Linked DNA regions of Homo sapiens: region 1 is linked to region 2. Evidence: chromatin contacts called from ENCODE Hi-C or POLR2A ChIA-PET data. All regions are on one chromosome and are shown on one strand. The core of a region is the stretch at or near the end of the contact, and the rest is flanking DNA. Distances in the headings are between cores, read along the strand shown.

Evidence for each region. Hi-C counts contacts between places; a loop is a spot of excess contacts on that map. ChIA-PET counts read pairs that join two places held with the same protein, here RNA polymerase II (POLR2A).
Region 1: a map of lower leg skin shows a loop between it and region 2 (12-fold over the local background). The contact joins two enhancer-like sites. A Hi-C loop is called at or near these places in 1 of 168 maps with a recorded cell type or tissue (lower leg skin). POLR2A ChIA-PET finds 5 or more read pairs at or near these places in 2 of 52 experiments (CD8-positive, alpha-beta memory T cell and HepG2).

Annotation. Positions count from the first base shown.
Region 1 is chr10:70,614,289-70,619,221 of GRCh38, forward strand. No RefSeq gene overlaps it. Among named protein-coding and RNA genes, the nearest start is that of PRF1, 14 kb to the left of the region's middle. Within about 2 kb of position 2,668, at least 3 of the 41 ENCODE cell types and tissues checked have a DNase peak (open chromatin) inside an H3K27ac peak, as active enhancers do.
Region 2 is chr10:70,190,733-70,196,010 of GRCh38, forward strand. No RefSeq gene overlaps it. Among named protein-coding and RNA genes, the nearest start is that of SAR1A, 23 kb to the left of the region's middle. Within about 2 kb of position 3,904, at least 2 of the 41 ENCODE cell types and tissues checked have a DNase peak (open chromatin) inside an H3K27ac peak, as active enhancers do.

The DNA of each region.
Region 1 (4,933 bases), core at 1,418-3,917, 420 kb after region 2:
TGAAATTTTACTATGAAGTACATATCTAGAGATGACTTCTTTAAATGTATTCTGTTTGGGATTTGTGGTGCTTCCTGAGTCTGAGGATTCACATCCTTTAACATTCTGGAAAAAATCTTGGCTGTTACAGTGTCATATATTCCATCTCCCTCATTTGCTCTACCTTTTGCCTTTTTTTTTTTTTTTTTTTCTGAGACAGGATCTTGCTCTGTTGTCCAGGCTGGAGTGCAGTGGCACAATCCTGGCTTACTGCAACCTCCATCTCCCAGGCTCAAGCTATCCTCCCACCTCAGCCTCCTGAGTAGCTGGGACTACAGGCACACGCCACTGGACCCAGCCTATTTTTGTGTTTTTGGTAGAGAAAGGGTTTCACCTTGTTGGCCAGGCTAGTCTCGAACTCCTGAGCTCAAGTGATTTGCCTGCTTCGACCTCTCAAAGTGCTGGGATTACAGGCATGAGCCACCATGCCCAGTCTACTTTTTGCCTTTTTGAATGCCATTGGTGATATAATAGTCCATTTCACTCTCTCTTCCATGTCTGTTACGCTTTTTTTCTTATTTCCCACTTTCTGTCTTTTTGTACTGAGTTGCCATTATTTTTCTCCTGTTCTTTTCAATTCATGAATTGTTGCTTCAGATGTGTCTAATGTACGATTACTTCATACTTTGGGTTTTAAGATTAGGTAATACACGTACCAAGATGCAAAAATCAAAGTGATGGAAAATATATACAGTGAATAATCCTTCTCTGGCTCTTTCCCCATTTGCTCCAGTCCAACTGACCTCCATAGGTGCCACTGTTGTTTTTTTTTTTCCTAATTTATTTGGTGGCCTCTCAGAGTTTTATCATGCAAATAAAAGCAAGTGCAGACATAAATAGTTTTTTATTCTCCTCCTTTCTCACACAAAAGAACCCTATTATACATCTTGCTGTGTACTTTGTCTTTATTTTTACTGAATACAGTTTGGAAATCTTACCTTGTAGCACATAATTTCCTCAATCTTTCATTTAAAAAAAATGTTGCATAGTATTTTGTTATATGGATGAACCGTAAGTTATTGGGCCAGCCTTTTAATGATGGCCATTTGGGTTATTTATAGTCTTTTGCTCTAATGAACAATGTTGCAGTAAATAACCTTGTACACGCCTCCTTTTGGACATGTGGAGGATATCTGTAGAATAAATTCCCAGGAATTGAATTGCTGGAACAGAACCTTACACATTTTTAATTTTGTAATAAATTTGCTATAAATAGCCCCCATAAGGACAGCACCAGTTTTCACTCTTACCAGCAAAGCATAAGTGGCCTCATTTCCCTCAGTCTTACCTATGACATTTTTTTGTTTAGTTAATTTTTGCTTTTAATGATTTATGTGTAAACTCTGTTTCATTCTTTTTCAAAATTTCATGACTATGTCTTCTAGTTATTGAAACAAATTTTAAACATGTCAACGTATTCATTTTGGGTTTTATATCTAGTTATGCCAACACATAAAATCTTTGGTGCAGCTCATTCTTTATCTTGTTATACAGCTGAATCTTCCTGGTTGGTGGATTGTTTCCTTGAGGGTTTTGCTTGCAATGTTAGATTGTGAGCTCATTCTTGGCTGCCCTTCACCTGTGGGAATCCTGCAAAGTTTAGGATTGAGAACATTCCTCCAAAGTGGGTTTGCATGTGCTTTTATGAGACACTTCCCGTTTTTACCGACTCAGACCTATTTATGCTTATTTTTTGGCTTGGCATGTTCTGACTCACGCAAGTGGCATATGGGAAGGTAGACCTGTGGTTCTGATGTTTAAGGAGAGACCGTCCTTCCACTCAGATTTAAGACTGAGAAAAATGAGTTTTTTTCTGGACTCCCTATCCCAGTAAATAGATCCTTTTAACAGCCTATCCTTTGATTGACATTATTAGCCCTTTGAGTATTTATTTAGTTTTTTACGTGGAGTGGTCTCAGCTTCAATTCCCCTACTCTGCAACCCTGCCCAGCCTTATTTCCTGTTGCTCGTGTGGTCACCGTAGCCTGAGGTTCTGGCTTCCCTGGCCAGGCCTGTGTCCTCAGGGTATCCCTGGCTGTTGGCCTGCTTTACCCTCTAGTTTTTGCTTCTTTATTATTTTTGGCTGCTTAGAATTTCCCTTACTTTTTTCCAATTTTGTTTATGCTTTTTGATATATGTATTTAATTCTGTCTTTCTAGGTAACAGAAGTGGGTTTTCTCATAGAAAGCTTTTAAGGATAGCTACTCTGTAATATTTGTTCTTTATTCTTTCAGTCAGTGAATATTTATTGATTGCCTACTATGTGCTAGATTATTCTGTTCTTTCTGTTTTACTTTAAAAGACTCAAAGGACTCTGGTAGGTATAGCAACCACTAGTTAATTCAGATGAAGGAGTTTTTTTGTTTGTTTGTTTTGTTTGCTTGTTTTTTCCTGTTTTAACATAGAGATCTTTTTCATTGTTGTTGTAGAGAGGGAGTCTCATTATATCACCCAGGCTGGTCTCAAACTCCTGGGCTCAAGGGATCCTCCCATCTCAGTCTCCTGAGTAGCTGGGATTATAGGCATGAGCCACCATGCCCAGCTCCTAGCACAGAGATCTAAGCCCATGGTGGTGAGGGCTATGAACAAGCCTATGGTGGTTACAAATTCATACCGACAACATTTTCATATGAGATTGACCCAATTTAGGGAGCACAAAGAGAGCATTTCTAACACCTTTGATTTGAGGTCTACCCCGCCACATCAACTCTATCAGCTAACCAAACAAGAACCTAGAATGCGAATGTGCATGTTGTGGAAATGAGTAGTAGAAGTAGAATCTCCCGCTGTAATGACTGAATGTTTATGTTTCTCCCAAAATTCATTTGTTCAAATCCCAACCACCAATGTGATGGTACTAGGAGGTGGAGCCTTTGGGAAGTAATAGGCTATGAGGGTGGTAATCAGGTCATAATCCCTTATGAATGGTGTCAGTGCCCTTATTAGAGAGGCTCCAGAGGACTGGAATGAAATGAGGAGACAGCCGTCTGCAGCTCAGAGGAGGGCCCTTGCCAGAGCCCAGCAAGCTGGCACCCTAATCTCAGACTTCTGGCCTCCAGAACTGGGAGACATCAATTTCTGTTCTTTGAAGTCACCCAGTCTGTGGTACTTCTGTTATAGCAGACTGAACAGATGAAGAGACCTGCATTTGTTTTGTTTTAAATCAATGGTAACACTGAGGATTGCTATAAGGATTACCGTAGGAATCTCCCCAAATGAACCTATACTTAGAGGAACTGGAAAGACATCAGGGTCCCCTTCTCTCCTGTCCTTTCTGTATCTCCTGTTCAGATTTTGTAGGCTTTTACCTCCCTTTCTTTCTCTTCTTCATTCTTCCCTTTTACCAGATTGACTTCTTGCCCCTCATTTGCTTCAGGAGACCCATGGTAGCTGTTTAGAAATGGCAGCCCCAGTCGTCTCATTTGGCTCCATGACCCCCACTCTTGATTTTGTCTGACACAGACTTTACAGTTTACAAAGAATTTTGTGTGTGTTATTTCATCTGCACCTAACAATGTTGTGACATATGCAAAATATTGTTATCCCTATTTTTTTTTTAATTAAAAAAACTGAGACCCAGCAAGAAGTACTTGCCCAATGTTATACAACCAACAAGTGGCAGAGCAGGGAGCAGACCTAGGTTTTCTGGCTTGAGGCCAGTGCTCTCGCAGGAGCGCAGCTCATACAGCTGTCTAGCAAATCCACGTTCAAGTGAAATTCCAATGTCTGGAAAAACTGGATTTCTAACTCATCCCTGAGCTCCCAGTTTTCTGATATTTCTATTAAAGAACAGTGGGTCTGTTACTTCTCTGTGAGAGCAATGCCCTTAGATTATACAGTTTAAAAATTTGGTGTGGGTTTTGTGAATGTTTTGACAGTCTGCCTACCATTTGGTCTGGCCAGCCAGCCATGCTGAGCCATGGCTGGGGTTTTTTGATGGATTGCTAGTGGCCAAGGGCTTGTGAAAACATAAATGTCTCACTGAGCGCAAACCTGAATGGAAAAAAAGAAAAGAAGTTCTGAGTAAGAGTCTGACTAATGACTTCTTGGAAGAAACTGAACAGTGTCTGAGACTTTTTCATCTGCCTTTAGCTAGCAAAGTTTCTTCCGAAAGCCCCACAGCCCCACGCATTTGACTAGCACTGGTGGATGTGTACATTCATCCACCATGCCACGCATTGATGGAGTCTTTAATGAACACATACTATGCACCAGGTGCTAGTAATCATAGAGAGGGCTACAAAGACACATAAAATAGAGTTCCATCCTTAAAGGAGCCTACCATCCAAATATACATTTTGGCATCATAACTGAACTTATAGTTCTGGGAGCCAGAGTGCCTGGTCAAAATTCTGGCTCTACTGCTTTCTACTAACAACAATTAACCTTGTATCCGAGTATTTATCTCTTTAAGCTGCAGTGTCTTCATCTGTAAAATAAGACCAACAAAGGTACCCATCCATCTATGCCTCTAACTCAGAGCACTGCTTTGAAGATGAAATGAGGTAATAATGTGTTTAAAGAGCTTGACGCAGAGTAAAAGATCAAAATAAAACTGAAGTCATTGGCATAAAACCTTAAAGGTGGTTTGAGATGTGTGGCTTAGCAATGAAGAGCTACCGTGGTTCGGAGGGGAGCAGTGGGTTTGGGTCTCTATGTTACCAGAACAAGATGCATGCGAAGGACTGGCAGGTAGCAAAGACTGTGCAGAGGTTTTCAGGGAGGAGAACAACAGGGGCAAAAGCATGGAGACAAAAAAGAGCGACTCACATGAAGGAAACAGCATGTGTTTCTGGGTTGGACTAGGATGTAGGGATAAATGAGTGGGTATTAATCATTATAACTGTAAGCATCCCATGTTTAACATGCACTCTCTGCCAGACACCTTGTGAAT
Region 2 (5,278 bases), core at 2,654-5,153:
GGTAAAGCCTATAGCACAGGGCCTGCATTTAGGAAGTGCTCATAATTGGGAGCTATTATTGTTGTTGCTTTTGCTGTGAGTAGATGTTTGCTGGATGATCTCACACTGATTATATTAAACCCCACTGAGAAATCTTTTGCTGATCTCTGGCATTTATTACAAGAGCAGCGGTTTCAAACATCAGAGTCCTGGTTGAAAAGTGGATTTTAGGCTGGGTGCAGTGGCTCATGCCTGTAATCCCAGAACTTTGGGAGCCTGAGGCGGGAGGATCACTTAAGGTCAGTAGTTTAAGACCAGCCTGGCCAACATGGTGAAACCCCATCTCTACTAAAAATACAAAAAATTAGCCAGGCGTGGTGGCGTGCGCATGTAGGCTCAGCTACTTGGGAGCCTGAGGTGGGAGAATCACTTGAACCTGGGAGGTGGAGGTTGCAGTGAGCTGATATCATGCCATTGCACTCCAGCCTGGGCGACAGAGTGAGATTGTCTAAAAAAAAAAGTGGATTTTAGGGCCCAGCACCTCCCAATTCTGATTCATTCGGCTTTTTTTTTTTTTTTAAACAGATAGCTCTGGTAGTTCAGGGACCACTTGGAGAAAGTCTGCCTTAGAGAGCTGGCAGCATTTATATCACTGGGTGTGCTGAACACCATTCATCAGTGTTCTCCTCCTACTTCATTGATTTTTTTTTTTAATAAAATAAGGCATACTGCATATGCTTTTAGAAAAATAATTCCAAGAGTACAGAAGCTTTTAAAGAAGAAGGAAACTCTCTGACCTTATCTATTCCTTGCTTACTCCACAGTTCCACTCCCCAGAGGTAATCATTGTTACTGTGGTTTTAGATTTCTTAACTGTGGTTTGGATTTGGATTTTCATTGTCTATGCTTATAGAAGCATATCTATTGATATACGTCTTTCCTCCAAATGCTCCCTTTGTAAAAAACACAAATAGGATCATATGATAGAGCAGGGATTGGAAAATGTTTTCTGTAAACAGACAAACAGTAAATACTTTTGGCTTTTGGGGCCATATGGTCACTGTCCTAACTACTGAACACTCCACTGTAGACGGAAGGCAGCCACAGACAATTTGCAAATGAAAAGATGTTGGCTATGTTCCAATAAAATTTTATTTACAAAACAGGCAGCAGGCTGGATTTGGCCCACAAGTCATAGTTTACCACTATAGAGTACTACAATTTTCTCTCCTCACTTATATATTTTGAACATCTTTTCCATATCAGTCCATGCAGTGATTTCACTCTTTAAGTGCTGTGGGTATGAGTAACAGATTCAGCCATTCCTCTGTGGGGCAGTTAAGTACTTTTCCAGATTTTGCTATTGCAAACAAAGCTGCTGTATACTATGTGTTTGGTTGACTGTTCTGCAGAATGAATTCCTAGAATTGCTGAGTCAAAGATTAAGTATGAATTTAAATTTTTGATAGATATTGCCAAATTGCTCTCAGACTTCAAGTTCAGATTGCCACATAACCTTGTGATTCTCATTGCTTAACCTTATTCCTGGCAAGTATTTCCTTAATTTAAAGGTTTTGTAATAATCAGGGAAAGATCTCAAAGATCGACAGAGGTAGCAATGAACTATATAGCAATTGATTCAAATTTATAACTCATAAAAACTTTTCCACCATGGCAATTTGCACAACATTCTTATTAATGCAAAAGTAAATTCCTTTCTGCCTTGAGACTCCCAGGAAGCAGTAGGAGCAGCTTTTTCTAAATGTAAAGAACGTCATGTGCAAAAGCACAAGTTAGGCCCTTGTAGAGCAAATATGCTTATCAGATTGAAAATAATTGCCATCAGAGCAGTAGCACGTGTAGGCCTGGGCTCAGTGGTGAGTGATTTGGGTTCTCATTCAGACCCTTTAAATAACCAGGCCAAGGCATCAAGTTTCCTTACCTGGGAAAAAAAAATGCATTGATCACACTAAGAGTTGCTGAGATCACAACTATAAACAACCAGGCTTCACCGAACGCCCACTATGACATGGACAGTGGGCAAGCTCCTTCACATATGTTCCTGCCAATCCTGTGACGCAGATGGGAAAACTAAAGCCCAGACATGTTAAGTACCCACTAATAATGATTGTGAAAGCAGACAAATAACATAAAGCTAGTAGGAAAATCCCTGGTCTCAAGGTCAGATGACCTGGGTCTAAGTCCTGCTTCAGCCACTTACTGACTTTGGATAAATTTAAGTGACTTTGGCTAAATTACTTAGGTTCTCTGCATCTTTTTCTTATAAAAAAAAAAAAAAAGAGGCTGGGTGTGGTAGCTCACATCTGTAAACCCTGTAAACCCAGCACTTCGAGAGGCTGAGCTGGGAAGATCACTTGAGTCCAGGAGTCTGAGGTTTGAGACCAGCCTGGGCAATATAGTAAGACCCCATCTCTACAAAACAATTTAAAATTTAGCCAGGCATGGTGGCACATGCCTGTAGTCCTAGCTATTCAGGAGGCTGAGGTGGGAGGATCGCTTGAGCCCAGGAGTTCAAGGCTGCAATGAGCTATGATTATACCACTGCACTCCAGCCTGGGCAACAGAGCAAAACCCTAACTAATAAATAAATAAGAAGAGCTTATTTCTCTCTGTGTTAAATGAGGTGTGTCAAAATACCTGGCACTCTCACAGTTATTTCCTTTACTCCATGGTAAGACTGGACTTCCTTACCACCTTGAGGTCAGGCATGGTCATTCGGCTTGCTCTAGCCAGTGAAATGTCTGTGATGTGCGTCACTTCTGGGCAGAAGCACCTAATCACCAGTGCAAGGCTCCACCACTTTCTTCCTCCGAGAGGCTGATCGACATGAGAAAGCACGTGTTAACACGGAGGCGTGATGCTAAGCTATCATAGGGGAACAGCTGCCCACAAGCAGAGCCTACTTTATGTGAGTGAGGAATCAACTTTTGTTTCCTTAAGCCATTGAGATTTGGGGGGATTGCTGTGCATAACCAAGCCCATCCTACTGTCAGGGTGACCTCATCTGTCTTGCTCAACACTATATCCCCAGTGTCTAAAACAGTGCCTGGCAAACTCAAATCTCAAGAAGTGTTCCTAAGAGGGCTGTTCCAGGAATTAAGATTTCTTTTGGCTTTAGTACCCAGATGACTTTTATCTAGCATGGATGATGAAAAAGAGAACTTTCCAAACACCCAAAGCTTCTCTTTGAGAGTTACGTGTTGTGTCCCACAAAAATTCATATTGAAGTCCTAATCCCCAGCACCTCAGAATGTGAGGTGTTTGTGACCCTCTTTTTTTTTTTTTTGAAACGGAGTCTCGCTGTTGTCACCCAGGCTGGAGTGCAATGGCGATATCTCAGCTCACTGCAAACTCCACCTCCCAGGTGCAAGCGATTCTCTTGCCTCAGTCTCCCGAGTAGCTGGGATTACGGGCGCCAGCCACATGCCCGGCTAATCTTTTTGTATTTTTAGTAGAAACAGGGTTTCACCATGTTGGTCAGGGTGGTCTCGAACTCCTGACCTCAGGTGATCTGCCCGTCTCAGCCTCCCAAAGTGCTGGGATGACAGGCATGAACCACCGCACCCAGCCTATGACCCTCTTTTGGAAAACGAATTTCTTGTCTTTAAGGATGCTGAATATAGGTCCCCAATCTCTTCTGCCTTGTAGGGTTTCTGCTGAAAAGTTCAGTTAGCCTGTTGAGGTTCCCTTTGTAGGCAACCTTCCCCTTCTCTCTAGCTGCCTTTAATATTTTTTCTTTCATGTCAACCTTGGAGAATCTGAGAACTTGGAGAATCTGAGGACTATGTGTTTTGGGGATGGTCTTGTATAGTATCTCACAAGGATTCTTTGCATTTCCTGAGTTTGAATGTTGGCCTCTCTAGGGAGGTTGGGGAAATTTTTGTAGACGATATCCTCAAATGTTTTCCAAGTTGCTTCCTTTCTCACCCTCTCTTTCAGGGATGCCAATGAGTCATAGATTTGGTCTCTTTACAAAATCTCATATTTCTCAGAGGTTGTGTTCATTCCTTTTTTTTTTTTTTTTTTTTTTTTTTTGAGATGGAGTCTCGCTCTGTTGCCCAGGCTGGAGTGCAGTGGTGTGATCTCGGCTCACTGCAACCTCCGCCTCCCGGGTTCAAGCAATTCTCCTGCTTCAGCCTCCTGAGTAGCTGGGACTACAGGCGCACACCACCACATCCAGCTAATTTTTGTATTTTTAGTAGAGATGGGGTTTCACCATGTTGGCCAGGATGGTCTTGATCTCTTGACCTCGTGATCTGCCCACCTCAGCCTCCCAAAGTGCTGGGATTACAGGTGTGAGCCACCGTGCCCCGCTGTTCATTCGTTTTTATTTTTTTCATTTTTGTCTGACTGAGTGAATTTGGAGAACCAGTCTTCAGGCTCTGAGATTCTTTCCTCAGCTTGGTCTATTCTGCTATTAATACTTGCAATTGTATTATGAAATTTTTTAAAAAAATCTTTATTTCCATAGGTTATTGGGGAAAAGGTGGTGTTTGGTTACATGAATAAGTTCTTAAGTGGTGATTTGTGAGATTTTGGTGCACCCATTGCCCGAGCAGTGTACACTGCACCCAATTTGTTGTCTTTTATCCCTCAACCCCCTCCCACTCTTTACTCCCTGAGTTCCCAAAGCCTGTTGTGTCATTCTTATGCTTTTGCATCCTCATAGCTTAGCTCCCACTTACGAGTGAGAACATACAATGTTTGGTTTGGAAAACAAATTTCTTACTCCAACAAAAATAAATCACTTATATACTACACATTACAATGACTGAGGCATTGTTTAAAAATAGAAGCACTTATAAAAGGAATAAGAATGTGACCCTTGTTTGGAAACAGTGTCATTGCAGATGTAATTAGTTAAGATAAGCTCACACCTGTAATCCCAGCACTTTGGGAGGCCGAGGTGGGTGGATCACCTGAGCCCAGGAGTTCAAGACCAGCCTGGCCAATATGATGAAACCCCGTATCTACTAAAAATTAAAAAATTAGCAGGGCATGGTGGTGGGTGCCTGTAATCCCAGCTACTTGGGAGGCTGAGACAGGAGAATCGCTTGAATCCGGGAGGCGGAGGTTGCAGTGAGCCGAGCTTGCACCACTGCACACCAGCCTGGGCCACAGAGTAAGACGCTGTCTCAAAAAATAAATAAATAAATAAAATTTTAAAAATAAAATATAATAAAATAGATAAGGTCATGCTGGAATAGGATGGACCCCTAATCCAGTATTTCTGGTGTCCTTATAAAAAAGGGAAATTTAGACACAAACAGGCACACAG